Linked DNA regions of Homo sapiens: region 1 is linked to region 2. Evidence: chromatin loops called from intact Hi-C (ENCODE). Cell type or tissue: Calu3. All regions are shown on one strand. Each heading gives the region's core, and the rest is flanking DNA. Links, peaks and the distances in the headings are about the cores only.

Evidence for each region. A loop is a pair of places that touch in the nucleus more often than their neighbours do. Peaks named below come from ENCODE experiments on the same cell type or tissue, not always from the same donor. Only the 100,000 strongest peaks of a DNase experiment are listed, where the experiment ranks them.
Region 1: it touches region 2 in a loop (2.1-fold over the local background); 1 of 110 quality-filtered maps calls a loop at or near these places.

What each region holds. Positions count from the first base shown.
Region 1 is chr2:233,754,349-233,770,467 of GRCh38, forward strand. UGT1A8 (UDP glucuronosyltransferase family 1 member A8) reads left to right here. Exons shown (of 5, transcript NM_019076.5): 2 at 12,686-12,817; 3 at 13,501-13,588; 4 at 13,872-14,091. It overlaps UGT1A10 (UDP glucuronosyltransferase family 1 member A10), which reads left to right. Exons shown (of 5, transcript NM_019075.4): 2 at 12,686-12,817; 3 at 13,501-13,588; 4 at 13,872-14,091. It overlaps UGT1A9 (UDP glucuronosyltransferase family 1 member A9), which reads left to right. Exons shown (of 5, transcript NM_021027.3): 2 at 12,686-12,817; 3 at 13,501-13,588; 4 at 13,872-14,091. UGT1A7 (UDP glucuronosyltransferase family 1 member A7) reads left to right here. Exons shown (of 5, transcript NM_019077.3): 2 at 12,686-12,817; 3 at 13,501-13,588; 4 at 13,872-14,091. It also overlaps UGT1A6, UGT1A5, UGT1A4, UGT1A3, UGT1A1 and UGT1A, and 1 more gene. RefSeq lists a silencer at 5,359-5,533. In Calu3, for the core only: no CTCF peak of the experiment used is centred there; DNase peaks (open chromatin) are centred at 2,623 and 5,893.
Region 2 is chr2:233,630,477-233,646,595 of GRCh38, forward strand. All of the region lies in intron 1 of UGT1A8 (UDP glucuronosyltransferase family 1 member A8), which reads left to right. It overlaps UGT1A10 (UDP glucuronosyltransferase family 1 member A10), which reads left to right and starts at 5,972. Exons shown (of 5, transcript NM_019075.4): 1 at 5,972-6,901. The coding sequence starts at 6,047. It also overlaps UGT1A. In Calu3, for the core only: CTCF peaks have their summits at 8,507, 12,543 and 12,875; DNase peaks (open chromatin) are centred at 6,065, 8,545 and 12,855.

The sequences.
Region 1 (16,119 bases), core at 2,530-10,529, 120 kb after region 2:
GCATACAGATATTTACAATGATCGAAAGACAAACAGAGGTCCTATCCGTGCAGTCCCAACAATAAAGACAGGCATTGGCATAAAGTGTTTATAAATTCTTGGGTACAGCTGTTCTGAAAGTAAAGTTCACTTTCAATCCTAAAAAAAGTCCGCTATTCCTCCAGATGTGCTTAAAGGCAAATGTGGACTGGAATTACTTGGTGTCAATGGGGAGCAACTGCTCTATGCCGTTTATTATGAAGGACTTTAACTCAACTCTCCATCTTCCTCCACTTCCACCCTTTCTTGGCCATTCTCAATGATTCTCTTGGTGGTGATTTTTTTACCATCAACTATTTCAGTGGAAGTCGACATGGACTTGAAGCTGCCTGTCCCATCACTACCGTAGGACATGCAGAAGGAAGAAAGGCCCCCACTTCCCAGGGAGCCAAAGGAACGAAATCCTGTATCAAAAGAAGAAAAACCACCCTCAAAAGCTGGAAATTCACTGAAGGCAGAGAAAAGGGGTGCAGACCCTCTGCTTCTGCTTCCCAGGGAGTTCCTCTGACCCCCCAAAATATTCTCCAGCGGGTTTCCCAAGAGGTCAAAGGAGAATGGGTCCCGGCCGCCAAAGAACTCCCTGAAGACCTCGGCGGGGTCACGGAAGCTGAAGACCTACTCGAAGGGGTCCTTGAAGGGCCTGCCGCCTGCGCAGCCGCCCTCCGCCCTCGCCTCGCCATAGCGGTCATAGATATCGCGTTTCTACGCGTCCGACAACACCTCGTAGGCCTCAGCCACCTGCTTGAATCTTCTCACCGCTTCCTCCCTGTCCTCGGGGTTTTTGTCGGGGTGCCACTTGAGCGCCAGCTTGCGGTACGCCTTCTTGATACCCTCGGACGAGGCCTACCGGGGTACTCCCAGCACCTCGTAGTAGTCCACTATGCTGGACTGCCAAAGAGCCTGCGGGGCACTGGCACAGCGAGCGGCAAGGCTGCCAGCACCCGCGCACAGGTCAGAGGCTTGGCGACCTGGGCCGCCTGGAGGGCCGCCCCTTATGACGCAGCCACATCTCATTGGCCGAGGCCTGTGAGCGCCTCGCATCCCAAGATGCAGTGCTCCTGGGACTGGCCCTGCTCTCTGTGAGGCTCTGTGAGGCCCTGTGATGCTCCAAGACCAGGCCCCGCCCACTCCGGCCTCCAACCAGCCATGGTCTCCAAAAAGGATGGGAAAAAGAGGTTGGGGAAAAGAGAGGGCCTTGACTTTGGCTGCCTGAAGAACTGTTTTTCTTAAAGTAGGCTTTATATCAGTCTTTTTCCTCGGCCACAGGAGGGAAGAGGGTGGTGGGAGTGAGTTTAGTCTGACCGGGGCTGAAGACATCCTGTTGTTTAGGACTGCGGTTCTCCAACGTTCCAGCCCCGGTGCCCATTTGCTTTTGTTCATCTGGATTATGCCTATCATATGTACTGCATTAGAGATTAAAACAGAATTAAAAAGACATATTCATTGGGCAATTTAAGAAGAATAAACCCATGACACACTAACAAACCTTTTTATGTAACTTTTTTTGAGACAAAATGTAGTGAGAAGAGTGGCATCGTTTTACAGTTTTTGCATCTCTCTCTTTAGTACTTGGCTCTATAGAGAGGTGGATTCTCATGTCAGCTTCTGCATTCTATCTATTGTGATATTACACATCCCCCATGTAGCTTCTGGAAAACTCCACTGTACACTTGTGGGAGAATGACAATGAGAAAATCAAGTAACATTATTACGGAAATAGTTTTGACTTTGTAAAATTCTCCTGAAAAATTACTGGGGATCCCTAGGATTTCCTGGCTCATACTTTGAGAATCGCTAGTCTAGCAGAGTAGTCCCTGGTATTCTGAAGGGATTAGTTTAGGACAACCCTCCTTCCCCATACCAAAATCTAGATGCTCAAGCTCCTTTTATAAAATGACACAGTATTTGTATATAACCTACCCATATCCTCCTTTAAACCTCTAGTCATCTCTTGATTACTTTTACCTAATAAATGTAAATGCTATGTAAATAGTTGTTTTACAGTATTGGTTTTTTATTTGTATTATTTGTACTGTTTTTTTTTCATTGTTGTTCCCCCCAAATATTTTCAATCTGCTGTTGGCTGAATCTGCAGATGTGAAGCCCAAGTATATGGAGGGTCAAATGTGCATGTTATTCACTTTTCTTGACTGCTAAAACAACCAGGGAGATCCTCTCAGACAAAAGGAAATACAGCACTATTTACTGTATCGAAACCATTAAGACTTGCAGGCCGTGTGTATAGCACTGGGGATAAACATGGGATGCAGTGATTATTTCCGCTAGAACTGCTATATAATGACGATGAATTTTGGGGGGACTTTTTTTGAGATCTGAGTTCTCTTCACCTCCTCCTTATTCTCTTTTTGACACTGGATTCTTTGCTTTGATAAATTGTGGGGCAATACACTAGTAAAGGTCACTCAATTCCAAGGGGAAAATGATTAACCAAAGAACATTCTAACGGTTCATAAAGGGTATTAGGTGTAATGAGGATGTGTTATCTCACCAGAACAAACTTCTGAGTTTATATAACCTCTAGTTACATAACCTGAAACCCGGACTTGGCACTTGGTAAGCACGCAATGAACAGTCATAGTAAGCTGGCCAAGGGTAGAGTTCAGTTTGAACAAAGCAATTTGAGAACATCAAAGGAAGTTTGGGGAACAGCAAGGGATCCAGAATGGCTAGAGGGTAAGAGGCAGAGGGAGGGGGCAAGCAGAAGGGCTAGAGAGGAGGAATGAGCTTGGACAGGTGGGCTGGGGTCTATCCCAGAGTTTTGAGAGCAAGGCAGAGGACTCTGAATTTTCTGTGCCCAGGAAGCTGCTGACCAAGGTTCCAGAAGTGGTGGTGAGGTGGGGTTATTCAGGTGGCAGCCGATGCAATGATTCAGAAGGGACAGCTGGGGGTTGGGGGACAGGGGGGCTGGGGCCCTGAAATGGGACCATGACAGCTGGGTCTGAGAGACAGTGGTAGAAACATCCAGATTCAGCACTTACTTGCTGGCTTGGATGCAGGGTCTAGAACGAAAAGAGAAGAAAAGTCACTTCTATACAGAAACATGTCCAGAGCGCTTACTGTCTCCAAAACCATGGACTGGCACCTGAGTGATAGCATGATTCCAAAGCCAAAATCTTGCCTGTAAGGAATATATATATATATATATATATATATGTATATATGATATAGCTATAGTCTAATAGCAAGGACAGATATGCAAACTGCTAAAAGATACAAGGCAGAACAGAACAAAATGCTGTTTTTCTGGGATTTTGGAAATTCAAGGAATTCAAGGGATTCAAGGAAGGTGGCTTTGCTTCCCGGGAGGGTCCTGTAGATGATCTACAGGGCACTGGACATGTTTATGTTGCTCCTTTAGTAATAAGCCTGTCATTCTGATTTGATGAAAGGAGATGAAAGGAGCTGGTAGTGTGTCTGATGGTGGCCTACTAACTTATGTCTTCAGCTTAAAAAGAAAGTAGCTTCAAAAGGGTTCCAGAAACACTTTCCATGGACGTGTCACTCTTTAGCAGCCCCCAAAGCAAGACCATCATATTGCTGCCCTGCTGTGTGATTTCTCAGCCCCTAGAGCACCATCCCCTGTAATTGCCTGGTCATGAGTTTGTCTCTGTCTACCTGACCCCTCCTTTCAGGCAAGGACCATTTCTAACTTGACTTTCTGGGCCTAGTTCCTAGCATAGTGACTGCCATCCAGTAGGGCTCACACGTTCCATAAATATTTGGCAGATGAGGGAATTAGCAATGGGTTCTGCTTTGGTTTCAGAGCAGATATTAATTGGATTGCTTAGTAGTGGTTCTCTGTTGTAATTCATGAGCATGAATGTGGATTGCCCACTATTCAGATTAGTAAGTATTTCTTGGTCAAGGGCAGAGCTGTGGCCACAAACCATCCAGGTACACAGCAGAAGCAGCCTCAAAAAGCTTGGAAGCTCTGCATGATGCAGGAAAGTCATAAAATCATTACAGTGGTGACTTATGTGTTTATAGCCCCTTTACTGTCTATAATCTGCAAATGAACTCACACAGCATTGGGACTTTGGAAGAATTATCACCCTTAAGGTTTAAATTAAACTGTGAATTTCAGAATTTCTAATAAGGACACAACAAAGAGTGAAAGCATTGCTATGTCTATTCTGCTTGCCCAGAATCTTGGTCCTAAAAAATGAAGAGTGTTTGGGTGTGGGGAGGAGCTTCAGTGTGCATGTGCATGCAAAGTACCTACTCTAAGGAGAAGAATGAGAGGGTACCCTAATTACCTGTTAATATGTCCCATAGGACACCAAAACTCTAGTTAGCTGTTTCTCTATGATCCTCTAAGCACATCCCCAAGTATGGCTGGCCAGTGATGTGTATGGTTCAAATGTTGGGATCTGTGCAGTTATCTTGGAATTGTATAGTACAGCAGTATATCCCCCCCAAAAAGAGTGTAATACTTCCAATTCTGGCTGCACAATACTTGCCCCATAGTCCATGGTCAATAAATACAAATTTGAGTTGTTTTTGCTCATCTTTCCCTTTTGACTTCAAATCAGTCATCAGAATTTCCCCAAATGCCTTTCCCCTGGATCTTGGGCCAGTGGAATGAGTACAATTTAACTTAATTGAATTTGCTTATCTATTTGGTTTCCTGTTGTGAACAAAAGTTCTCTGAAAAGGAATTTGGAAGAAAGAGACTTTGTTCTAGTGAACAGTTTGCAAACCAGGGAGTTACAGCCTCTGGTACGCAATGAAGGTGAGTTCCACAGAACACAAGGCAGGCAGGTTTCACGGCAAAAAGTTCCTTCCCAGGTTCCCAATCAGGTCCATTTATGCAAATGAAGGATGGAAACTTGCTTAGTTCTTATTGGTCACTGCAGCTGCATTCTGATTGGTTGATGAAGCTGAGCCCTGAGTGGCTGAGGTGGGTGAGCTTTAATTGGTTGGTTCAGGTGAGCGCTGAAAATCTCAACTATAAAAAGGTACAGGTTTTCAGGATACTCAGAGTAACCGTGTGACCTGTAGTAAGCAAAGGGCCAGTTGGCTCTATTTTAAATCCAGGCCCAGTTAGCCACTCAAGATCTATCTTACAGGACTGGCTCTTTCAGGTTCACACTAATAAAGGCCTGTCCTTGGGGAAGACTTCTGTTCACATGCGCTCCAGTGAATTTCCCTTTCTGGTCATTCTCTACCCCAGCACGCCCCCCACCCCCGACCCGCCCCACCCACCCACCTGTTCATTTCCTTCTTAGCATGCTTCACGATTTCTAAGTTCCTGCTCATGTGTTTAAATTGTGAGTCTGGCTCACCTCATGGCGCGTGCTCGTGTGGTGGGCTCTGCTGCAGCCTCAAGACCCCACACTGTGCTGGACTCAATAAATATTGTTGGACGAAGGAATGAAACACATGATACAAGTGAGCAGGCAGTACCGGGGGAGCTGTGGAGTGGGCACTCTTACAGGTTTCCATGGCGAAAGCGGGGGTACAGTTGTGTTCTTTTCTTTCTAAAAGGCTTTCTAAAAAGCCTTCTGTTTAATTTCTGGAAAAGAAGCCTAACTTGTTCACTACATAGTCGTCCTTCTTCCTCTCTGGTAACACTTGTTGGTCTGTGGAAATACTAATTTAATGGATCCTGAGGTTCTGGAAGTACTTTGCTGTGTTCACTCAAGAATGTGATTTGAGTATGAAATTCCAGCCAGTTCAACTGTTGTTGCCTATTAAGAAACCTAATAAAGCTCCACCTTCTTTATCTCTGAAAGTGAACTCCCTGCTACCTTTGTGGACTGACAGCTTTTTATAGTCACGTGACACAGTCAAACATTAACTTGGTGTATCGATTGGTTTTTGCCATATATATATATATAAGTAGGAGAGGGCGAACCTCTGGCAGGAGCAAAGGCGCCATGGCTGTGGAGTCCCAGGGCGGACGCCCACTTGTCCTGGGCCTGCTGCTGTGTGTGCTGGGCCCAGTGGTGTCCCATGCTGGGAAGATACTGTTGATCCCAGTGGATGGCAGCCACTGGCTGAGCATGCTTGGGGCCATCCAGCAGCTGCAGCAGAGGGGACATGAAATAGTTGTCCTAGCACCTGACGCCTCGTTGTACATCAGAGACGGAGCATTTTACACCTTGAAGACGTACCCTGTGCCATTCCAAAGGGAGGATGTGAAAGAGTCTTTTGTTAGTCTCGGGCATAATGTTTTTGAGAATGATTCTTTCCTGCAGCGTGTGATCAAAACATACAAGAAAATAAAAAAGGACTCTGCTATGCTTTTGTCTGGCTGTTCCCACTTACTGCACAACAAGGAGCTCATGGCCTCCCTGGCAGAAAGCAGCTTTGATGTCATGCTGACGGACCCTTTCCTTCCTTGCAGCCCCATCGTGGCCCAGTACCTGTCTCTGCCCACTGTATTCTTCTTGCATGCACTGCCATGCAGCCTGGAATTTGAGGCTACCCAGTGCCCCAACCCATTCTCCTACGTGCCCAGGCCTCTCTCCTCTCATTCAGATCACATGACCTTCCTGCAGCGGGTGAAGAACATGCTCATTGCCTTTTCACAGAACTTTCTGTGCGACGTGGTTTATTCCCCGTATGCAACCCTTGCCTCAGAATTCCTTCAGAGAGAGGTGACTGTCCAGGACCTATTGAGCTCTGCATCTGTCTGGCTGTTTAGAAGTGACTTTGTGAAGGATTACCCTAGGCCCATCATGCCCAATATGGTTTTTGTTGGTGGAATCAACTGCCTTCACCAAAATCCACTATCCCAGGTGTGTATTGGAGTGGGACTTTTACATGCGTATATTCTTTCAGATGTATTACTTTGGATCGATTAACTAGCCCCAGATATATGCTGAGCAAGCATTCTGAGATAATTTAAAATGCCCTCTTTTGTTAATTTTTGACTCCTAGGTTTGAGTCTGTCTTTGGCATCATCTTCTGGATGATTTCTTGGTATCTGAGATTTCGGGAAAGCATTCCTTGGACATTTTACTCTGTGTGCTCCAGTGGATAGTAATCAATTAGAAACAACAAGCTGTTAAATGCCATAGGCACAGAATGCTGGGTTTGGGGCACCCTGCAGAAAACTCAGTTGAAGCCTGCACCTTGCCCTGGATTCAGTCAGGCAGGCAATGTTCAGGACTGATGAAATCATTCTTTGATGATGATAGATCCTGGAAATGAAAGTTGCCTTTGTGACCCTGGTTAAAGCTCCAGTTTCTAAATATTCTGATAAGAAGCTAAATCCTGCAGTCCGTTCTCTTCTAATGAGTGAATCACCAGACAGTCAGGTTCTGACATGATACAGAAAGGTTGTAGGTTTCATTCTCAAGCTATTAGGTTTATTTTTCCCCTACAGAGTTTGAAGTATGCAAAAAGTAGCATTCACATCCTCATCGAAATCTCAGCAGAGGATAGAAAAGAACAGGAGAGGCTCCTTCAGATGGAGCGTTAGGGAATTACTCTTTGAGGAGGTGACATTTCAGAGAGCGTTCATTCACTTATCCTGCAAAGATTGGCTGAGGATCTACTGGCAGCCCAGGCACTTCCCAGGTGCTGCGTCTGGCTCCCATTAAGGGGACTGATATCACCTTCGGAGGTGACCTTATTTCCACTATACCTCCAATGTGATTTGTATTTTATTTTTTTTAATTTTCTGTGCATTTTCCTTCATAGCACATCAAATATGGCAGCCATTTCACTTAGATAGTTGTTGATTGTCCGCTTCACATCATGAGCCATGTGGGGACCTGTGTGACTTTGCATTAATCACATCCACTGTATGCGGCGTCCTCAACACCTGCCAATGGGTCTGCATGTATTTGGCGCCCCATAAATCTCAGCACCTAAGGCACAGAATAGGCACCCACCGAATATGTGTTACATTAATGAATGAGAAGAAAGGTGCCAACCGAGGTCTAGTTAATGGGTCGAGAGTAATCCACAATAGCTCTTTTTAGTTCTTTGTACTCCAGCTATTACATACCAATATGTATATAGAAACATATGTAAAATTTTTTGGTTGCTTTTTCTACAAAATAGAGTAACAGTGTATTCCCACTGCCCACTTACCGATAATGTCATGGATATCACTCCAGTTTTAAATGCTATTACTTTTTAAACTATGAAATAGTATTTCATGGTACTTGTGTACCACAGTGTATTCTGCTGGAGATCTAGTCTAGTTCCCCACAGAGGAACATTACAATTTGTATTCCAGGAGTTTTGTTGTTGTGACCTCAAACACTTCCTTTAAAAAGATAAGCTATTTTGTAGTTTAAAAAACATTTGTTCTGTTTCTTTCTCATTCATCTTTTCTTAAGTATTTTACACGGTTTTTTTTTTTTGGTCACTACTGTGAATGTGTTATTTTTTTGCATTTCTATCTCTAGCTGATTATCTACTCATTACTCAGCTATCTCATCAAAATATTGATTTTCATAATAAAAAATAATAGGCAGTCATTTGCTGATAAAGAAATTTTGGTTTCTTCTCTTATAAATTCCATGCCAAATATCAGGGCTATTGAATTTATTAGAATCTCTAAAAACAGTTGAATAATTCTGGCAATAGGAAAGATGCCCGTCTTGCTGCTATTTTAGTGGAAATTGATTATCATTTCATTATTTTGCATTATGTTAGCCATTGTTTTCTGAACAGGCTTTATTGATTTAGATAATTTCCTTCTTTGCGTGAGGATGTTTGTAGGAGAGGCACCGAACTTTATCAGCTGCCTTTCTGGCATTTATTGATATAACCATAAAAGTCTAAGTGGTGAACTGTGTTGACTACATATTTGTTGTTGCCTTGTTTGGTGCAGTCAGGCTTAGGTGTGAAAATATGTTTTTAAATTGTACCTTTTAGTAACCTGTTTTGTCTTGTTGCATGTTTTAATCTGAAATTCCACTTTTTGGATATTAATATTACCACTTCTGTATTATTTTTGTTTACATTTCCCTAGCACATCTTTAGTACTCCTTTGTCTTCAAGCTTTCTTCCTTTTTAAACAACATGGCACTGGTATTTTTAATCCAGTCAGGCAGTTGCTTTAATAAGTGCATTTTGCCTATTTGAATCTAACAATTAATAGATTTGATTGTAACTCTCTCAGTTTACTTTATGTTTAGTTGACTTTGCCATTCTCCTTTTTCCGGATTTCTACTGGTTGGTCAAGTTACTGTTCTTATTTTCTCTTTCTTCCTTTGTTAACTAAAAATGCCACTCTGCACTACCATTCCTCTTGTGTTGATGGTCCTATTCTCAATACTCTTGATAAAACTCCTGAACTTTAAGAATAAAGATAAAACTTTTATTGCACAAAGAAGTCCATAGAGAAAGCACAACCTGGCATTGGCGTGTCTTTGGTGTGTCTGAAGGAAAAGAGATAGTGGAACAACATTGGGAGAAAAGGAATGAAACTCAAGAATTCCAAGATGTTCCTCCCCTGCCAGGGTAAGATAGCAGTGGTTCACAGACAATCGCAATGCTGGGTCTGAGAAAAATAACTAAACAGAAGATTAGTGAGGACCAAGGCTTCGAGATGGCCAGGAGAGGAAAGCTTGGGAGCAGGGAAGGTTGAGATATATGTGGGTTACTGGGAATGCGTGATGGTGAAGTCACAGATGACCCACATGGTGTCTAAGTGCTAAAGAAGAATTCTGGGAAAATGAAATGCATTTGGGAAGGGAAAATCTAATTAAAAGCCTAAACTAAAAATACAAAATTCTTGGTAAAGTTTAGGAGTTATGTTAAATGTCTCATTTTGGCTGGTGAAGTCTCATCAGAACAGGGAAATTCTCTCATTCAGGGGCATCTCATCTTTTCTTTGAAGGGAATCAATGGTGGGGGATTGGAGTGTTATTTTCAGTTAATATGTTGCTTCACTCTTTGGTCATTCCGGTAACTGTGAAGTCAGGGTGAAGTTTAAGGGAAGCTTTGCCAAGTAGGGGATGGACTTCACCTTTATTGAGCCTCATAGTAGCTGGCTCAGGTAGGAGTTGGCCGTGATGACAACTTCTCTGCAGTTTGCCCTGCGTGAATCTCCAGATGAACTTTTGTGCCATTTAAACTTTCGTGATCTCCTGCTATTTAACTTCGAATGTTTATGGACCTGTGGGTTCAATTTTGTGTGAATCACATCCTGCTGATTGCTGAGTGGGCGTGTGGGAGGGTGTGCCTGGAGGAGAACTTAGACTCGGCCTTTTCCAGATGAGCTTCAGTGTAAGAGTGGGTTTCATGAAGAGCAAAGGTCCTAGGAAATTTAAGTAAGCCATTTACCAACGCTCAGAAGAAAGAACTTGAAGAGCACTTGGAAATGAGCTGTGTCTCCCCAAGAAAGAGGGAGAGAAAGAGGGGAGAGATGTGGTGCAGACCCTAGGGAGGAAGGAGTTCAGAAAAACCATCCTCAGGGTGTTCTTGCTACAAACCAAAAAATGCAGCATGGTGGTGGGGAGGATGACTCTGTCCTCCCTGACTTTTAGATGAGCCCAAGGGAAAAGGCAAAGACAAAGCCCTTAAGAGCCAGAGGACTCACGAGGGCCTGGGGCTGGTGAGAGTGGCGGGGAGAGAGGGCTCACCTTGGGAGAAGGATGGTCAGTGTCTGGGGCTTTCCTGGTCATGTTCCAAATCAGGCTTGGCAGGAGTCCTGCTGTGCAAATTGCGTTTGCTGAGCCCTGTCAGAGGTCTCCTGTGTCTCACATCTAGGGTGACCAGCATCCTGGCTTCCTCAGGACTGTTCAGGTTTTAGCACTGAACATCACATGTCCTAGGGAACCCCTCAGTTTGGGCAAGCCCTGCCACATCACACAATCATATTAGTGCCCTCAGTATTCTTTGCAAACATAAAACCATAGACTCAGTAATCCCATTACTGGGTATATACCCAAAGAAATATAAATTATTCTACTATAAAGACACATGCACATATTTGTTTATTGCAGCACTATTCACAATAACAAAGTCATGGAACCAACCCAGATGCCCATCAATGGTAGATTGGATAAAGAAAATGTGGTACATATACACCATGGAATACTATGCAGCCATAACAAGGAATGAGATCATATTCTTTGCAAGGACATGGATGAAGCTGGAAGCCATCATCCTCCACAAACTAACACAGGAACAGAAAATCAAACACCGCATGTTCTCACTCATAAGTGGGAGTTGAACAGTGAGAATGCGTAGACGCAGGGAGGGGAACAACACACACCAGGGCTTGTGGCGGGGTGAGGGGTGAGGGGAGGAACTTAGAGGATAGGTCAATAGGTGCAGCAAACCACCATGGCATATGTATCCCAGAACTTCAAGTAAATAATAATAATAATAATTAATAATAATAATAATAATAAATAAACCCATAAAGCCATTTGAGAGATTCTTGGGGGATTCATTGGACCACTGAAAATCTACAGTGAGAAAAGAATTGCCATGTTGATGAAACAGGAAAACTTTCCTTGTCCCCCTCACAGAGCATGTGACAGCGGGAGGGGCTCACTTTCTCAGTGCGCCACTGCTCAAACCTCTAGGGGAGCATACAGACGGGCAGGTTGTGGGGCTCTGACCTCACCGGCAGTGTCTAGAGGTGGATGTTTACAGCTCCTGAAGCTCCAGTGGGCGTGGGTTATGGCCTTCTTTTAGTTTTGCCCTCTATAGTCAGCTTGTGTTAACCAGCTCAATTACACCCTCTACCTTGTCGCAAGGACAGAGGGCTTTCTGTATCCTGGGGGCTTGCCTTGGTGTACCAGAAGAATCGAATCCCACCTGGGCTTGGAGAATGAGTGCAAGGATTTATTGAGTGGATGTAGCTCTCAGCAGATGGGGGAAGCCAGAAGGGGATGGAATGGGAAGGGTTTCCCCTGGAGTCAGACCGCTCAGTGGCCCGGGCTCGGTGGCCCGGGCTCGGTGGCCTGGGCTCTCCTCCGACTGCCTCAGCCAAACTCCGCGTTGTTCTGCTGGTCAGTGGCCTGCCGGTGCCTGTTGGTGAGTTCTTCTCAATGTCCAGCTGTCCTTGCGTCCCTCCGCTGATGTGCTCCTCCCGATGTCCAGCTACCTGTGTGTCTGCCTGCTAGGGTCTTGGGGTTTTTATAGGCACATGATGGGGGCGTGGCAGGCCAGGGTGGTTTTGGGAAATGAAACATTTAGGCAGGAAAACAAAAATGCCTGTCCTCACCTAGGTCCATGGGCACAGGTCTGGGGGTGGAGCCCTCGCCAGGGACCACACCCTCTTCTACCCAGCACTTCCCTTCCCTACTTCCATATCATTTAAAGGGACCACGCCCTTCCCAGCTCTTCCCTTCTGTATCACTGATGCCTTGCTCTGTGTTCTCTAAGTGGAATTATCACTGTGTGTATGTACAGGTGTGTGCATGTGTGTGCATGTACCTGTGCTTTTCTTTTGGAAAACTAGCACATTACCTGGATTTTGCATCTCAAGGATAATTCTGTAAGCAGGAACCCTTCCTCCTTTAGAAGGAAGTAAAGGAGAGGAAAATGCTGTAAAACTTACATATTAATAATTTTTTACTCTATCTCAAACACGCATGCCTTTAATCATAGTCTTAAGAGGAAGATATCTAATTCATAACTTACTGTATGTAGTCATCAAAGAATATGAGAAAAAATTAACTGAAAATTTTTCTTCTGGCTCTAGGAATTTGAAGCCTACATTAATGCTTCTGGAGAACATGGAATTGTGGTTTTCTCTTTGGGATCAATGGTCTCAGAAATTCCAGAGAAGAAAGCTATGGCAATTGCTGATGCTTTGGGCAAAATCCCTCAGACAGTAAGAAGATTCTATACCATGGCCTCATATCTATTTTCACAGGAGCGCTAATCCCAGACTTCCAGCTTCCAGATTAATTCTCTTAATTGGAACCTTAGATTTGGCTTTTCCCTGCCACTTCCCAACTATTAATCCAAAGGTTTTTTTTGTTGTTGTGGTTGTTGTCATTGTTTTCAATTTGACTCTCAAATACTCTATTAAACTATGATCCACCACACTCAGAAGTATCATTTTCTCTAAGAGACTCAAAAGTGTATTAGGGAGAATTTATTTAAAAATAAAATAAATGGGATATTGTTTCTTCATATTAAATAGAAGTATTTCTCCAAAAAGCTGTTGGTTAGAACACTGAATTTATGTCTTACATTTCTGCTCTTATAGTTCTGCATCCACTTGTTTCATTAAGCAAACTTTCCCTTAAAGTGCAGGAAAGTGAAAAAATCCTAAGTGCACAGCTTGATAAATTATCACAAATTCACGTAGTGCATACACCCTTGTAACTAAACCTCCAAAACAAGATGCCGGAAGTTGCCAGTCCTCAGAAGCCTTCACAGTTACTGATCCTCCCACTCTGTTAAAGACTGTTCCTTCAGAGGACCCCTGTTTTCTAGTTAGTATAGCAGATTTGTTTTCTAATCATATTATGTTCTTTCTTTACGTTCTGCTCTTTTTGCCCCTCCCAGGTCCTGTGGCGGTACACTGGAACCCGACCATCGAATCTTGCGAACAACACGATACTTGTTAAGTGGCTACCCCAAAACGATCTGCTTGGTATGTTGGGCGGATTGGATGTATAGGTCAAACCAGGGTCAAATTAAGAAAATGGCTTAAGCACAGCTATTCTAAAGGATTGTTGAGCTTGAAAATATTATGGCCAACATATCCTACATTGCTTTTTATCTAGTGGGGTATCTCAACCCACATTTTCTTCTGCAAATTTCTGCAAGGGCATGTGAGTAACACTGAGTCTTTGGAGTGTTTTCAGAACCTAGATGTGTCCAGCTGTGAAACTCAGAGATGTAACTGCTGACATCCTCCCTATTTTGCATCTCAGGTCACCCGATGACCCGTGCCTTTATCACCCATGCTGGTTCCCATGGTGTTTATGAAAGCATATGCAATGGCGTTCCCATGGTGATGATGCCCTTGTTTGGTGATCAGATGGACAATGCAAAGCGCATGGAGACTAAGGGAGCTGGAGTGACCCTGAATGTTCTGGAAATGACTTCTGAAGATTTAGAAAATGCTCTAAAAGCAGTCATCAATGACAAAAGGTAAGAAAGAAGATACAGAAGAATACTTTGGTCATGGCATTCATGATAAAATTGTTTCAAATATGAAAACATTTACGTAGCATTTAATAGCGTTGTTTCAAATATAAAAACAAATACATAAAAATCTGGATTTTTATTTCTTCTTTTTTTTTTTTTTTTTTTTTTGAGATGGAGTCTTGCTCTGTCACCTAGGCTGGAGTGCAGTGGTGCAATCTTGGCTTACTGCAACCTCCACCTCCCACGTTCAAGCAGTTCTGCCTCAGCCTCCGTGTAGCTGGGATTACAGGTGTCCACCACCACGCCCGGTTAATTTTTGTATTTTTTAGTAGAGAAAGGGTTTCACCATGTTTGTCAGGCTGGTCTTGAACTCCTGACTTCAGGTGATCCACCTGCCTCGGCCTGCCAAAGTGCTGAGATTACAGGCATGAGCCAGCGCGTCTGACCTGGATTTATAAATAAGATAATTTAGAGGTTATTATTCACTTTATAAAAGGATTCTTTAGTTTCTATATAATTTATCATATAATTTATTTAGAATTTTATTTCCCCCATTAGATTTAAAACTCCAATTTACATAAAAAGTTGCCATAATAGACATCTGATCCATAAGTTTCCTGCACAGAAAGAAATACTCCATTATAAGAAGCATAGTATCTTTAAGAGAAAAACAACTCAAATGCTTAGAAGTACAGCTTTTTGCAGCACTGGAACCTGTGAGAAATTTTGTCCATGGAGTTTATGAATGAAGGAGCTATAAGATATCACAGACAAAGTCTTAGAATAAGAGCAAAGGAAAATTTGCTCAAATGTGGCCCTGAAAACGATTCAAAGGGCAAATGATTTCTGGATTAAAGTTAGTATATTACTGTCAAGCTCACTGGTAATAGGCTTATTAGAACCTTATGGGAAGAAGTGGTGGCCAGTGGTAGATTTCATCCGACAATAGATACTGTGTGCATATGTGCGTGTGCGTTTGTGCATGTGGCTGTGCTCATGTGTGGGTGCACACGTGTGCATTCATATGCGTGTGTGTGTGTGTGCGTGTGTTTATGAGAGTGTCCATTGCTTTCTCCCATGGTTACCTCCTTTAGAAAGAAGCAGCAGTCAGGAAGACAGATGTGAAGAGCTGGAGCATGTTCAGATGAGAGGAGACGGAACACGGGGACACACCAGCTTGAGCAAGGGACAACAGGGGAGGACTGATGACTGACTTCCCACCTTTGAGGTGCTAATGTGTGTGTGGTGGCACTGGATAAAAGATCAATGTTGGCTAGGCACCATGGCACACGCCTGTAGTCCCAGCCACTCTGGAGGCTAAGGCGGGAGGATTGCTTGAGCCCAGAAGTTGGAGGCTGCTATGAGCCGTGATCATGCCACTGCACTCCAGCAACCTGGGCAACAGAGTGAGACCCTGTCTCAAAAAAAAAAAAAAAAATGAAAAGTCCACATAACCTGAGCATCATGTGCCCAGAGCGTTGGGTGGTGTGGTCCCATTCCTTCCTTCCAGCGGCTTCTTCTGGCCACCTCAATGTCAGGATGTCCTGCTCACATATCAATACCATTAAAACCTGACTTCTTTCCCTGCACTGTTGAAGCTCCTTCTTGAGGCTCACATTATGGATATAATTTTGATTCTTTCTTCAGTGGTATAGATAACTACTTGTAACCTAAGAACAACTTGGTGAAAGTCCTCTAATACATTATTTTTTAAAAAAACACAAATCAATGAGCTCAACTTATTAACTAACTTTCATCTATTCATTTTTGAGCCATCCCTGTCTGATTGTGAATCTCCATGATTCCAACACTCTGAGCTGGGGATAGTGCCTACACAAAATAAAAAGAAGTGGAAAATTTTCAAACATCAGTTTATGCTGACAACCAGGCCATAATAGGTGCTCAATTACTATTGAATGAATGAATGAAAGTTCTGGCCAGGTACGGTGGCTCATGCCTGTAGTCCCAACACTTTGGGAGGCCGAGGCAGGTGGATCACTTGAGGTTAGGAGTTCGAAACCAACCTGACCA
Region 2 (16,119 bases), core at 5,297-13,296:
TTTGTGCAGGGCTGCATTTGTCTGTTTGGATTGCTGTAAAGGATACCTGAGGCTGGGTAATTTATAAAGAAAAGAGGTTTAATTGGCTCACAGTTTGGCAGACTTTATATGAAACATGGTGCTAGCATCTGCTTCTGGTGAGGCCTCAGGAAGCTTACAATCATGACAGAAGGTGATGGAGAGCTGGCATGTCACATGGCAAGAGCAGGAGCAAGAGAGAGACAGGGGAGATGGCACATACTTTTTTATTTTAATTTTTATTTTTATTTCTGGGGTACATGTGGAAGATGTTCAGGTTTGTTACATAGGTAAACATATGCCATGGTAGCACATACTTTTTTTTTTTTCCTGCTCTAAAACTCTTTTTTTTTTTTTATACTTTAAGTTCTAGGATACATGTGCAGAACATGCAGGTTTGTTACATAGGTATACACGTGCCATGGTGGTTTGCTGCACCCATCATTCCTTCATCTACATTAGGTATTTCTCCTAATGCTTTCCCTCCCCTAGGCCCTCACCCCCCGACAGGCCCTGGTGTGTGATGTTCCCCTCCCTGTGTCCATGTGTTCTCATTGTCCAACTCCTACTTGCAACTCCAACTCCAACATGCAGTGTTTTGTTCTCTGTTCTTGTGTTAGTTTGCTAAGAATGATAGTTTCCAGCTTCATCCATGTCCCTGCAAAAGACATGAATGCATCCTTTTTAATGGCTGCATAGTATTCCATGGTGTATATGTGCCACATTTTCTTTATCCAGGCTATCATTGATGGGCATTTGAGTTGGTTCCAAGTCTTTGCTATTGTGAATAGTGCTGCAATAAAATACATGTGCATGTGCTTTATAATAGAATGATTTATAATCCTTTGGGTATATACCTAGTAATGGGATTGCTGGGTCAAATGGTATTTCTGGTTCTAGATCCTTGATGAATCGCCACACTGTCTTCCACAATGGTTGAACTAATTTACACTCCCACCAACAGCATAAAAGCGTTCCTATTTCTCCACATCCTCTCCAGCATACGTTCTTTCCTGAGTTTTAATGATTGCCATTCTAACTGGCATGAGATGGTATCTCATTGTGGTTTTGATTTGCATTTCTCTAATGACCAGTGATGATCGGCTTTTTTTGATATGCTTGTTGGTTGTATAAATGTCTTCTTTTGTGAAGTGTCTGTTCATATCCTTCGACCGCTTTTTGATGGGGTTTTTTTTTCTTGTAAATTGGTTTAAGTTCCTTGTAGATTCAGGATATTAGCCCTTTGTCAGATGGATAGATTGCAAAATTTTTCTCCCATTCTGTAAGTTGCCTGTTCAGTCTGATGATAGTTTCTTTTGCTGTGCAGAAGCTGTTTAGTTTAATTAGATCCCATTTCTCAATTTTGGCTTTTGGTTGTCATTGCTTTTGGTGTTTTAGTTATGAAGTCTTTGCCCATGCCTATTTCCTGAATGGTATTGCCTAGGTTTTTTTCTAGAGTTTTCATGGTTTTAGGTCTTATGTTTAAGTCTTTAATCCATCTTGAGTTAATTTTTGTATAAGGTGTAAGGAAGGGGTCCAGATTCAGTTTTCTACATATGGCTAGCCAGTTTTCCCAACACCATTTATTACATAGGAAATCCTTGCCCCATTTCTTGTTTTTGTCAGGTTTGTCAAAGGTCAGATGGTTGTAGATGTGTGGCATAATTTCTGAGGCCTCTGTTCAGTTCCATTGGTCTATATATCTGTTTGGGTACAAGTACCATGCTGTTTTTGTTACTGTAGCCTTGTAGTATAATTTGAAGTCAGGTAGCATGATGCCTCCAGCTTTGTTCTTTTTGCTTAGGATTGTCTTGGATATACAGGCTATTTTTTAGCTCCGTATGAACTTTAAAGTAGTTTTTTCCTATTCTGTGAAGAAAGTCAATGGTAGCTTGATGTGGATAGCATTCAATCTATAAATTACCTTCAGCAGTACGGCCATTTTCACAATATTGATTCTTCCTATCCATGAGCATGGAATGATTTTCCATTTGTTTGTGTCCTCTCTTATTTACTTGAGCAGTGGTTTGTAGTTCTCCTTGAAGAGGTCTTTCCCATCCCTTGTAAGTTGTATTCCTAGGTATTTTATTCTTTTTGTAGCAATTGTGAATGGGAGTTTACAATTTGGCTCTCTGTTTTTCCATTATTGGTGTATAGGAATGCTTGTGATTTTTGCATATTGATTTTGTAACCTGAGACTTTTCTGAAGTTGCTTATCAGCTTAAGGAGTTTTTGGACTGAGATGATGGGGTTTTCTAAATATACAATCATGTCATCTGCAAACAGAGACAATTTGACTTTCTCTCTTCCTATTTGAATACCCTGTATTTCTTTCTCTTGCTTGATTGCCCTGGCCAGAACTTCCAATACTATGTTGAATAGGAGTGGTGAGAGAGGGCATCCTTATCTTGTGCCAGTTTTCAAAGGGAATGCTTCCAGCTTTTGCCCATTCAGTATGATATTGGCTGTCGGTTTGTCATAAATAACTTTTATTATTTTGAGATACGTTCCATCAATAACTAGTTCATCAAGAATTTTTGGCATGAAGTGCTGTTGAATTTTATTGATGTAATCATGTGGTTTTTGTCATTGGTTCTGTTTATGTGATGGATTATGTTTATTGATTTGTGTATGTTGGACCAGCCTTGCATCCCAGGGATGAAGCCGACTTGATCATGGTGGATAAGCTTTTTGATGTACTACTGGACTCAGTTTGCCAGTACTTTATTGAGGATATTTGCCATCGATGTTCATCAGAGATATTGGCCTGAAATTTTTTTGGTTGTTGTGTCTCTGCCACATCCTGGTATCAGGATGATGCTGGCCTCATAAAATGAGTTATGGAGGAGTCCCTCTTTTTCTATTGTTTGGAATAGTTTCAGAAGGAATGATACCAGGCCCTCTTTGTACCTCTGGTAGAGTTCGGCTGTGAACTCATCTGGTCCTGGGTGTTTTTGGTGGGTAGGCTATTAATTACTGCCTCAATTTCAAAACCTGTTATTGGTCTATTCAGGAATTCTGCTTCTTCCTGGTTTAGTCTTGGGAGGATATACGTGTCCAGGAATTTATCCATTTCTCCTAGAATGTCTAGTTTATTTGTGTAGAGGTGTTGATAGTATTCTCTGATGGTAGTTTGTATTTCTGTGGGCTCAGTGGTTATCTCCCCTTTATCATTTTTTATTGTGTCTATTGATTCTTCTCTCTTTTCTTCTTTATTAGTCTGGCTAGTGGTCTATCTATTTTGTTAATCTTTTCAAAAAACCAGCTCCTGGATTCATTGATTTTTTGAAGGGTTTTTTGTGTCTCTATCTCCTTCAGTTCTGCTCTGATCTTAGTTTTTTCTTGTCTTCTGCTAGCTTTTGAATTTGTTTGCTCTTGCTTCTCTAGTTCTTTTAATTGTGATGTTATGGTTTTGATTTTAGATCTTTCCTGCTTTCTCCTGTGGGCATTTAGTGCTATAAATTTCCCTCTGAACATAGATTTAGCTGTGTCCCAGAGATTCTGGTAGGTTGTGTCTTTGTTCTCATTGGTTTCAAAGAACTTATTTATTTCTGCCTTAATTTCATTATTTACCCAGTAGTAATGCATGAGCAGGTTGTTCAGTTTCCATGTAGTTGTGCAGTTTTGAGTGAGTTTCTTAATCCCGAGTTCTAATTTGATTGCACTGTGATCTAAGAGACTGTTTGTTATGATTTCTGTTCTTTTGCATTTTCTGAGGAGTGTTTTGCTTCCAATTATGTGGTCAATTTTAGAATAAGTGCAATGTGGTGCTGAGAAGAATATATATTCTGTTGATTTGGGTTGGAGAGTTCTATACATGTGTATTAGGTTTGCTTGGTCCAGAACTGAGTTCAAGTCCTGAATTTCCTTGTGAATTTTCTGTCTCGTTGATCTGTCTAATATTGACAATGGAGTGTTAAAGTCTCCCACTATTATTGTATGGGAGCCTAAGTCTCTTTGTAGGTCTCTAAGAACTTGCTTTATGGGTGCTCCTGTATTGGGCGCATATATATTTAGGATGGTTAGCTCTTCTTGTTACATTGATCCCTTTACCATTATATAATGCCCTTCTTTGTCTTTTTTGATCTCTGTTGATTTAAAGTCTGTTTTTATCAGAGACTAGATTGCAACCCCTGATTTTTTTTGCTTTCCATATGCTTGGTAAATATTCCTCTATCCCTTTATTTTGAGCCTATATGTCTTTACACGTGAAATGGGTCTTCTGAATGCAGCACACTGATGGGTCTTGACTGTTTATCCAATTTGCCAGTCTGTGTCTTTTAATTGGGGCATTTAGCCCATTTACATTTAAGATTAATATTGTTATGTGTGAACTTGATCCTGTCATTATGATGCTAGCTGTTTATTTTGCCTACTAGTTGATGCAGTTTCTTTATAGTGTCAATTGTCCTGACAATTGGGTATGTTTGTGCAGTGGCTGGTACCGGTTTTTTCTTTCCATATTTAGTGCTTCCTTCAGGAGCTCTTGTAAGGCAGGCCTGGTGGTGACAAAATCTCTCAGCATTTGCTTGTCTGTAAAGGATTTTATTTCTCTTTCACTTATGAAGCTTAGTTTGGCTGGATATGAAATTCTGGATTGAAAATTCTTTCCTTTAGGAATGTTGAGTTTTGGTCCCCACTGTCTTCTGGTTTGTTGGGTCTCTAAAGAGAGGTCTGCTGTTAGTCTGATGAACTTCTTTTCGTGTGTAACAGGACCTTTCTCTCTGGCTGCCCTTAACATTTTTCCTTCATTTCAACGTTGGTGAATCTGATGATTATGTGTCTTGGAGTTGCTTTTCTCGAGGAGTATCTTTATGGTGTTCTCTGTGTTTCCTGAATTTGAATGTTGGCCTGTCTTGCTAGGCTGGGGAAGTTCTCCTGAATAATATCCTGAAGAGGGTTTTTGGCATTTTTTAAAAAATTATACTTTAAGAGATCTGGGATACATGTACTGTCGTATACTTTTAAACAATCAAATCTCATGAGAAATCACTCACAATTGGGAGGGCAGTGCCAAGCCATTCATGAGGGATCCATGCCCATGACCCAAACACCTCCCACCATGCTTCATCTCCAACACTGGGGATTATATTTGACCATGATATATGGAGGGGACAAACATACAAACTACGTCAAAGGCAAAGCATGGCTACTGTGAAAGAAGGGTAAAAACACAGAGATGGCATCACCTCTGACTTCCAGGAGTCCTCAGCAGACTGAGGGAGACAAGTACATATTTTCCTGAAAGAGGTCACTGGAGTGATGGTGTGTTTAGAATATAGAAGTAGAGCAGTCACAGAGAGGCAGCCCAGCAGAGTGTTCGCACAAGGACTGGGCCAGCAACTCCCCACTGCATGCAACGTATCTGAGGAAAGTCATTAAAATAGGTGATGGTCACTTTCCATCAAGTCCCTGGTATGGTCCATGGAGGCAGGGTTGTCAATCTCATTTTGGCATTTCAGAGGCCTCTCAGGGTTTGGATATGGAAGAAGACAACCAGCAATGATTATGCATTGCAGAGATGCAGGTGAGCCCCAGTTTCTTGCCAGTTGGGAGGTCAGTGCTAAGAGCCTTGCTGTCTTTCCCTGGAACATGAGATGCCAATTTCTTTCTGGACAGAGAGTATTTGGTTGGCTAAAGTCAAAATCTAAATTTTGCTTTGGGATAAATTCCAAAAATATTAGCATTATTCAAATTTACTTTCACTTTATCTTTCCGAATCTTCAAGGTCCAAAAGCATTGCTGAATAATTCTGTTTCTAAACTCACTTGCAGCGTGCTCTCCCTCCAAGGCGAAGACCATAATCTACTCTTGTCTGGAAATCATACAAGTAGGTATCTCAGCAAATGATACTCGTGTGTTATCGTTCTTATGAGTAAATCATTGGCAGTGAGTGTGATTTTTTTTTTTTTATGAAAGGATAAATACACGCCCTCTATTGGGGTCAGGTTTTGTGCCTGTACTTCTTCCGCCTACTGTATCATAGCAGCTTAGAATCCCAGCTGCTGGCTCGGGCTGCAGTTCTCTCATGGCTCGCGCAGGGTGGACCAGCCCCGTTCCTTTATGTGTGTGTCTACTGCTGACCTGTGGCTTTGCCGAGGCAGGGAAGCTGCTGGTAGTGCCCATGGATGGGAGTCACTGGTTCACCATGCAGTCGGTGGTGGAGAAACTTATCCTCAGGGGGCATGAGGTGGTTGTAGTCATGCCAGAGGTGAGTTGGCAACTGGAAAGATCACTGAATTGCACAGTGAAGACTTACTCAACCTCGTACACTCTGGAAGATCAGAACCGGGAATTCATGGTTTTCGCCCATGCTCAATGGAAAGCACAGGCACAAAGTATATTTTCTCTATTAATGAGTTCATCCAGTGGTTTTCTTGACTTATTTTTTTCGCATTGCAGGAGTTTGTTTAATGACCGAAAATTAGTAGAATACTTAAAGGAGAGTTCTTTTGATGCAGTGTTTCTGGATCCTTTTGATACCTGTGGCTTAATTGTTGCTAAATATTTCTCCCTCCCCTCTGTGGTCTTCACCAGGGGAATATTTTGCCACCATCTTGAAGAAGGTGCACAGTGCCCTGCTCCTCTTTCCTATGTCCCCAATGATCTCTTAGGGTTCTCAGATGCCATGACTTTCAAGGAGAGAGTATGGAACCACATCGTGCACTTGGAGGACCATTTATTTTGCCAGTATCTTTTTAGAAATGCCCTAGAAATAGCCTCTGAAATTCTCCAAACCCCTGTCACGGCATATGATCTCTACAGTCACACATCAATTTGGTTGTTGCGAACGGACTTTGTTTTGGACTATCCCAAACCCGTGATGCCCAACATGATCTTCATTGGTGGTATCAACTGTCATCAGGGAAAGCCATTGCCTATGGTAAGTCACCTCTCCTTTAGCACATTAAGAATAATCTGGCTTTGGAAATTAAAAAAGGATTCCTTACTGAACTGTGATTTGACATTTTCGTTTGTTGCATTTCAAATTTCTTTCCAGTTTAACAAATTATTTTGTGCGAATTCATGTACTCATCAATTATCAAATTTTATAAAACTGCCCTTCTTGAAAGTATATGTAATAATTTAAAAATTATAGATCATATTCAGGCTACATTTTAAAATACGATGTTTAGAAAAGTACCAAAAACCACAGCAAGAAATGAAACTTCCGTTTTTTGTTAATTCTATGTGACCCCGTAGTTGAAATGCTCTTAAGTTTTGTGTACATTCTTTTCATTGAAAAAAAGTATTTTAGGCATATGCAATATCTCATGTAAGTTCCCATACCTATTTAGTAAAAATAAAATCTAGTATTGGGCTGAACATATTCTTCTTTATCTTGCATTTTTCACTTGCCAATAAATTATGGGTACCTTTATAGAGCAATACAGACAGATTTGACAAGTTCTTTTAATAATTGCATAAAATTCTTTACTTTGGATACAATGTAGTTTTTTAACCAATTAATATTGATATATATATAGCCATTTTCCACTCTTTCCTTTTGTGAATAAGGCTGTGTAAACACTCTTCAATACTTTCCTTGCGTGAATATATTTCTATATTCTTGCTTTTATCTTAGTAGACTAGAGTCCTACACGTAGGGTTACAGGGTTTTCCTGAATTGAGAAGACTGGCATCTTTTTGCTATTAAGTCTTCCTGTTCAGGAACATATATGTCTCACTATTTATTCAGATCTTGTTTTATATACATAAATAAAAATTTTCACTATATAAGCATTTTATGTTTGTTTTTAACATTTATTCCTTGGCATTTTATTACTTTAGAAACTATTTTGTACAGGGCAATGTTTCCATTTCTACATTTAACTGATTACTGGTAATTAAAATTTTGGTTTTTGCATATGTATCTTGTATCCAGCCACATCACTAACTTTTCTTATTATTTTGTAGTATGCATTAGATGTACAATATACAATACCATCTGCAAGTAATTCCCTTGTCTGATATTTGTACTGCTTCTTTTGCTTTGCTGGAGCATATACTTCCAAAATATTATTGAGTAATATTGTTAGAGTAGCCAGTTTAAATAGGGATTCGGTTGCTTGTGACTGAAAAATCCTTGAAAAATACCAGAATAAGATTCTTGGCAAACGCATAGTTGCTAAATCCAGATGAAACACCTGGTGTCTCATCTCATTATATTATTTTATTAGGGGTGGAGTACACATTTTTATGTATTGTTCTGGTTTCTTACAAGATTCAGTAGACTTTGTAACACAGTTATATCTGTCATTGGCAGATGGTTGGTGAAAGAGTGACCGTTCAGCCATCTCATAGGAAAGTGAAATAATGCTCTTTCTAAAAAGCAGGAAGACTACAGTTGTAGGCCTTTCAAAATTAGGCATGACTTTCAGCTCATGGCAAGACCAGGCGAGGAGATGCAAGTTGCAGGACTCTAAGAGGTTGGACTTATCAAAGCACTTTTCTCCTCGTTATCCTCCATTAATTACAGTACCAAGCACCACCCATGTGTTGCCTACACCCCACAGCCTTCGGCCGAGTTGAGGATCTGCCACTTCCTGAACCCACGCTGAGTTTATTGTGGCTCACAGGGTCACCTAGAGGCCTTTAAAGATATAAAAACCTATATATGATTTTATATCACCTGTGATAGAGGGATATCTATAAAAAATGAAACATTAAACTATATATGGTTTCATTTATTTTGATTGTAAATATCTTTTATGAGATATGAAATAAATGTGTTTCTATATCTATTAAAGAATATACACATGTATGAAAGTTTTTATAGTTTGCAGAGGGTTATGTATATTAATGTATATTTTTATGATTATACCTGTAAAGGCAGCAGAATTCTCACAGAGGAATTCGATCTCAAAGAGGGCTTTCTGTCAAAGAGCCTTGGATATGGCCCAACCACAAAAGTAAAAGTAAATTGTCATCAAAAGAACGATGAACACTGCATATTGCTCTTTCCTTGTTTCAGATGCCAGGATGTGTCTGGGAAAAGCATGCAGTTGGTTACATCTTGCTGGGAAACAGGATTCAGAGTCTGAGTCTCATCTGTCTGATGAGAAGGAAGCATTACTTGATGATAGAGTATGTGTTTGCACATGTATGTGTTTGTGTATGTGCAGGTGTGTTTGCGTGCAGTGTCCCAGACCCTGCACAGGGGATTTCTTGAAGATCTCCTGTAACAAAATCTCCTTGAGTCTATCCAGGAGAATTACAGCCAGGGATGTAATTAAATACTTTAACAATGATGGCAGATGGCCCCATCTCCAATTTCAACATGGGATTTGGAGGGGACAAACTTTTAAACTATATCAATTGGTATGGTCATTCTTTTACATTTCAGTATTCTAATGTGTGTGTGTTGATTAGTGATGTGTAAATAATTCAGCAGAACATTGAAATAGTTTTAATGAGAAAAAGAGGAAGTCACTCTTAGTCTCTTTGAATTTTTGGTGAGTTCCAACAGAATTGATGACTGGTTTTAGGGGAAAAGAATTCAGGCTTCATCTATACCATCCATGGTAGGTGCAGCTCTGCAGACCTGGGGATAGGATGTGGTTACAGAGCAAGAAAAGATCTGTGCTTTCCCCATTGCTCTAAGATTCTGGCTATAGTCCAAGATCCAAATTCAAAGTTAACTTTTGGTTGACAAGACTAAGGCCTCCCACTAAAATTGTTTACTTCAAGTATTTATTTTCAAAGTTTTCAAACATACAAAATGAAAAGACTATAGTGTAATGTGCACCTGTATATCAATCCTTAGGCTAAATAATTTTCAGTGTTTTGCTGTATTAATTCATCTATCCCCTTATTCTGACCTTTTAAAGAAACTTTTTGGCTGTCATTTTTTTAGTGGAAATTCTTGGCTTGTCATTCCATCATTGAATATTTTATTAAATATAAAAAATAAGTAAAATTTGTTACACGGCCACAATATCGTTATCACACCTAACACAATAATAATACTTTAATATTATCTCATTTCTAGCCCATAATTAATTTACCTCCAATTGCCTCATACAACATCTTTTTATGTTGATCTATGGAACAGAGAATTCAGAAATAAACCCATACATCCTTGGTCAATTGAGTAAGTTCCAAATTTTATGAGGGTGTCAAGACCATTCAAATGGGAGAGAACAGTCTCTTTTTTAGGCTGCAAATGCTGTTCTTCCATAGTCCAACAGTGACCCTCCCCAATTTAGGGGCCAACCCAGGGATCTAGGTCCATGTAACCTCCTGATAGGCCAACAATCTTAGGTAGGGCCAACTCTATACCCTTGGTCAGTAGGAAGCAGTTGGAAGATGAGACCTTCACTCACATGCCAAAGATTTGTCATTGTTGCTATGTCAGGGGGGAAATGTGGAGCCCTAATTAGGGAAAAAGAGCTAGGCTGGCAGGACCAGGGGAAAGCAAAAAAGAAAAAGCAGATGAACTATAAGTCTCCCTTTCTTCATGGTCTAGGACACATAGCCCTCCTGCAAAAATAACATAATCTTCCTGCACCCAGCGATCACCAGACCCTCAGCTGATAGAAAAATGCAAGTTATCTCACTGCAACCTTGGCATTATCAATACTGCATCTAGCTCTCTGCAGCACAAGCACCATCCTATAAAATCCTCAGCAAGCCTTTGTCTCCTTGCAGCCAGCTCTTCTCTTGCTGACTATCTTGCAACATATTTTCCTACTTTCTCTAATAAATCTGCCTTTCTTTACCTACAAGTATCTTGGTAAATTCTTTTTACCTCCCATGCCACACCAGTCTCAGAGAGTTGCCACCCATGACAGTTACCATAAGGCTTGCAAATACTATCTTATAAACCTTATTTTAACCTGATAACAACTTAACACTATTTGCATAAACAAACACACAGCAAGAAGAAAACTAATAGAAACTAGTCTTAACTTTGCTCCCTACTTTTTAACTCTTTGTGATTTTCATTTATATCTTGTTGTACTGCCTATATCTTAAAAAGTTGTTTAGTTATTATTTTTGATTTGTTCATTGTTTAGTCTTTATATGTAGGATAACAGTAGTTTGCACACACAGTTACAATGTTATAATATTCTGTGTATTTCTGTGTACTTACTATTACCAGTGAGTTTTGTACCTTCAGATGATTTCTTCTTGCTCATGAGCTTCCTTTTCTTTCTGATTGAAGTACTCCCTGTAGCATTTCTTGTAGGATCGGTCTGGAATTGATAAAATTCCTCAACTTTTGTCTTGGAAAGTCTTTATTTCTCCTTCCTGTTTGAAGGATATTTTCACCAGATATACTATTCTGGGGTAAAAGGTTTTTTTTTCTTCAGCACTTTAAATATGTCATGCCACTCTCTCCTGGCCTGTAAGGGTTCCACTGAAAAGGCTGCTGCCAGATGTATTGGAACTCCATTGTTTGTTATTTATCTCTTCTCTTGCTGCTTTTAGAATCTTTTCTTTATCCTTGACCTTTGGGAGTTTGATTATTAAATGCCTTGAGGTAGTTTTCTTTGGGTTAAATGTGCTTGGTGTTCTCTAGCCTTCTCATACTTGAATATAGGTATCTTTCTCTAGGTTTGGAAAGTTTTCTGTTATTATCCCTTTGAATAAACTTTCTACTCCTATCTCTTTCTCTACCTCCACTTTATGGGCAATAACTATTAGATTTGCCCCTTTGAGGCTATTTTCTAGATCCTATAAGCATGCTTCATTGTTGTTTATTCTTTTTTCTTTTGTCTCCTCTGACCATGTATTTTCAAATGGCCTGTCTTCAAGCTCAGTAATTATTTCTTGTGTTTGGTCCATTCTGCTATTAAAGGACTTTGATGCATTCTTCATTATGCCGATTGCATTTTTCAGCTCCAGAATTTCTGCTTGATTCTTTCTAATGATTTCAATCTCTTTGTTAAATTTATATGCTGGAATTCTGAATTCCTCCTCTGTGTTATTTGGAATTTCTTTGAGTTTCCTCAACACAGCTATTTTGAATTCTCTGTCTGAAAGGTCGCTTATATCTGTTTCTCCAGCGTTAGTCCCTGGCACCTTATTTAATTCATTTGATGAGGTCATGGTTTTCCTGAATGGCGTTGATGCTAGCAGACATTCTTCAGTGTCTGGGCATTGAAGAGTTAGGTGTTTATTGTAGTCTTCATTGTCTGGGCTTATTTGTAGCCGTCCTTCTTGGAAAGGCTTTCCAGATATTTGAAAGGACTTAGGTGTTGTAATCTAAGCTGTTTCTGCTTTAGGGGGCACCCCAAGCCTAGTAACGCTGTGGTTCTTGCAGACTTGTAGATGTATTGCCTTGATGGTCTTGGACAAGATCCAAGATACTTCTCTGGATTCCAGCACATACTCTTGCTTTCTTCCCTTACTTCCTCCCAAAAATACAGAGTCTCTCTCTCTCTCTCACTCTCTCTCTCTCTCTCTGTCTCTCTCTCTGTTCTGAGCCACCTCAAGCTGGGGGTGGAGTGACACAAGCATCCTTGTGGCCATCACCACTATGACTGTGCTGGATCAGACCTGAAACCAGCACAGCTCTGGGTCTCACCCAAGGCCTGCTGTAACCACCTCCTGGCTACTGCCTATGTTTGCTCAACGCCCTTGGGCTTTACAATCAGCAGGTGATACAGCCAGCCAGACCTGCATCCCTCCCTTCAGAATGGCAAGGTCCCCCAGGCCCTGGGTGGGTCCAGAAGTGCCATCTAGGAGTCAGGGACTAGAGTCAAAAACCTTAGCATTCCACCTGGTATTTTATTGTATTGCAGCTGAGCTGGCACTCAAACCACAAGATGCAGTCCTTCCCATTCTTCCCTCTTATTTGCAAAGACAGAGGAGCCTCACCTTGTAGCCACTGCCACCCCTGGCCATGGACAGTACTGCCAGACTTCTGCTGGTGTTCCCTTAAGGCCCAAGGTCTTAAGTCAACTTGTGGTGAATGCTGCCTGGCCTGAGACTTGCCCTTCAAGGCAGTGGGCTCCCCTCTATCCCAGGGGAGCTCCAGAAATGCTGTCCGAGTCAAGTCCTGGAATCAGGGACCCCAAAAGCCCTCTTGATGCTCTATCCCCCTGCAGCAGTGTTGGTACCTAAGTTATAAGGCAAAGTCCCCTTTACCTTTCCTTGTGCTTTCCTCAAGCAGAATGAGTTTTGCTCCATAGCCATCACAGCTGGGAATGTGCTGAATCTCACCTAGAGCCAGTAAGTCTCAGAGGCTCACCAAGGCCCTTGACGTAGTACGAGGTTTCACTGCTGGTATTCAGGTTCCAAGGTCTCTTCAGTTAGCAGGCGATGAACGCTGGCAGGACTGGGCCCTTTCTTTTAAGGCAGCAGGTTCCCTTCTAGCCCAGGGTGTGTTCAGAAATGTCATCTGGAAGCTAGGGCCTGGCACAGGGGCCTCATGATTCTGACCAGTGCCCTATCCTGCTGTGGCTGAGCTGGTCTCCTAAATGCAAGACAAAGTCCTCCCCACTTTTCCCTCTCCTCTCCTCAAGTAGAAGGAAAGGGTCTCTTTTGGAGCCGCAAGCTGTGCATCCTGGGATTAGGGGAGGAGTGATGTCGGTACTCCCTTGGCTGCTTCAGCTAGTGTTTCAGTATGTCATACTCCCCTTTACCCAGTTCACTGTCTCTGGGCCTAGTACAGCCCTAGAACTCACCTAAGAGTTGCAATCTTTATGGACTAGACTGCCTTTCAAGTTTACTTGAGGCCAAGACCATTTTGGCCCTCGGTGGTGAGGTCTGTGGGCATTCAAGTTCAGACCTCTGAGATCAGCAATTTCCCTCAGCCTAGGGCTGGTTTAAATGCTCCCTCAATGCTGGGCACGGTGGCTCATGCCTGTAATCCCAGCACTTAGGGAGGCTGAGGTGGGTGGATCACTTGAGGCCAGGAGTTTGAGACCAGCCTGGCCAACATGGCGAAACCCAATCTGTACTGAAAATACAAAAATTAGCCAGGTGTGGTGGTGCATGCCGGTAATCCCAGCTACTCAGGAAGCAGAGATTCGCTTGAACCTCGGAGGCAGAGGCTGCAGTGAGCCAAGATCATACCACTGCACTCCAGCCTAGATGACAGAGTGAGACTCCATCTCAAAAAATAAGAATAAATAAATAAATAAATAAATAAACGCTCTCTCAGTGGGTGGGTGTCAGCTGAGTTTGGTCTGGGTTTCCTTTCTGCTCTAACAGAATAGCACTGATTTCAGTGCCTCCCAATTGTCTCCCACCAGGGCTCAGGGATTCTCTTTATGCCACACCGCCACTGTGGGTTCAGGGGGTTGGGTGACATAGGAGATGCAGAACTTTTTTTTTTCTATTTCTTCAGTGTCTCTGAGTTATATAAAATGAAAACCAGGTACTATGAGTGCTCACCTGAGTTTTGGTTCTTATGAAGGTGGTTTTTCCTGTGTAGATAGTTGCTAACTTGGTGTCTTCTCTGTCCAGATTCTTTTCCAGTATTGACAATCCTTTACATAGAAAACTGTGTGTAATGAGTTCTAAAGGTTCTTATGACCCCTGATTGAGAAGCTGAATTAGAGATATTGGGTTTGGGAGCAGGTAGACCACTTTGACACCTTTAGGGTTCTGGGTGGCTAGGGACATTGTCCAATATCAAAAGAACTTTAAAAAACAATCCCTTACTGGCAATGCATTTTCTGCCTTCAGGGACAAAGCATCGATGAAAGCAATCCAGAAAAATTGTTCTTGTTGACTAGGCTTCTTGAGAGACTTATTCACTATCAAGAGAACAGCATGGGAAAGACCTGCCCCCATGATTCAATTTTCCCACCAGGATCCTCCCACAACAGTGGGAATTGTGGGAGTTACAATTCAAGATGAGATTTAGGTGGGGACACAGCCAAACCATATGATTCCACCCTGGTCCCTCCCAAATCTCATGTCCTCACATTTCAAAACCAATCATGCCCTCCCAACAGTCCCGCAAAGTCTCAGCATTAACTCAAAAGTCCACAGTTCAACGTCTCATCTGAGACAAGGCAAGTCCCTTCCACCTATGGGCCTGTAAAATCAAAAGCAAGTTAGTTACTTCCTAGACACAATGAGGGTACAGGTATTGGGTAAATACACCATTCCAACTGGGAAAAATTGGCCAATAAGGGGGCTACAGGCCCCATGCATGTCAGAAATCCGGCAGGGCAGTCAAATCTTAAAGCTCCAAAATGATCTCCTTTGACTCCATGTCTCACATCCAGGTCTTGCTGATGTAAGAGGTGAGTTCCCATGGTCTTAGGCAGCTCCACCCCTGTGGCTTTGCAGGGTACAGCCTCCCTTCCAGCTGCTTTCACAGAGTGGCATTGAGTGTCTGTGGCTTTTCCAGGTGCACAGTGCAAACTATTGGTGGACCTACCATTCTGAGGTGGAGGGATGGTGGCCCTCTTCTCACAGTTCCACTAGGCAGTCCCCCAGTTGTTGCTCTGTTTGGGGGCTTCAACCCCAAATTTCCCTTCTGCACTGTTCTAGCAGAGGTTCTCTGTGAGGGTCCTGCCCCTGCAGCAAACTTCTTTCTGGACATCCAGGCATATCCATACAGCCTCTGAAATCTAGGCAGAGGTTCCCAAACCTCAATTCTTGACTTCTGTGCACCCACAGTCTCAACCCCACATGGAAGCTGCCAAGGCTCGGCACTTGCACCTTCTGAAGCCATGGTGTGAGCTGTACTTTGGCTCCTTTTGGACACAGCTGGAGCAGTTGGGATGCAAGACACCAAGTCCCTAGGCTGCACACAGCAGGGGGCCCTGGGCCTGTCACACAAAACCATTGTTTCCTCCTAGGCCTCCAGGCCTGTGATGGGAGGGACTGCTGTGAAGACCTCTGACATGCCCTGGAGACATTTTCCCCATGGTTTTGGGGATTAACATTCGGCTCCTCATTACTTATGGAAATTTCTGCAGCCGGCTTAAATTTCTCCTCAGAAAATGGGATTTTCTTTTCTATCACATTTTCAGGCTGCAAATTTTCCAAACCTTTATGCTCTGTTTCCCTTTTAAAACTGAATGCCTTTAACAGCACCCAAATCACCTCTTGAATGCTTTGCTTTTTAAAAATTTCTCACACCAGTTACCCTAAATCATCTTTCTAAGGTTCAAAGTTCCACAAATCACTAGG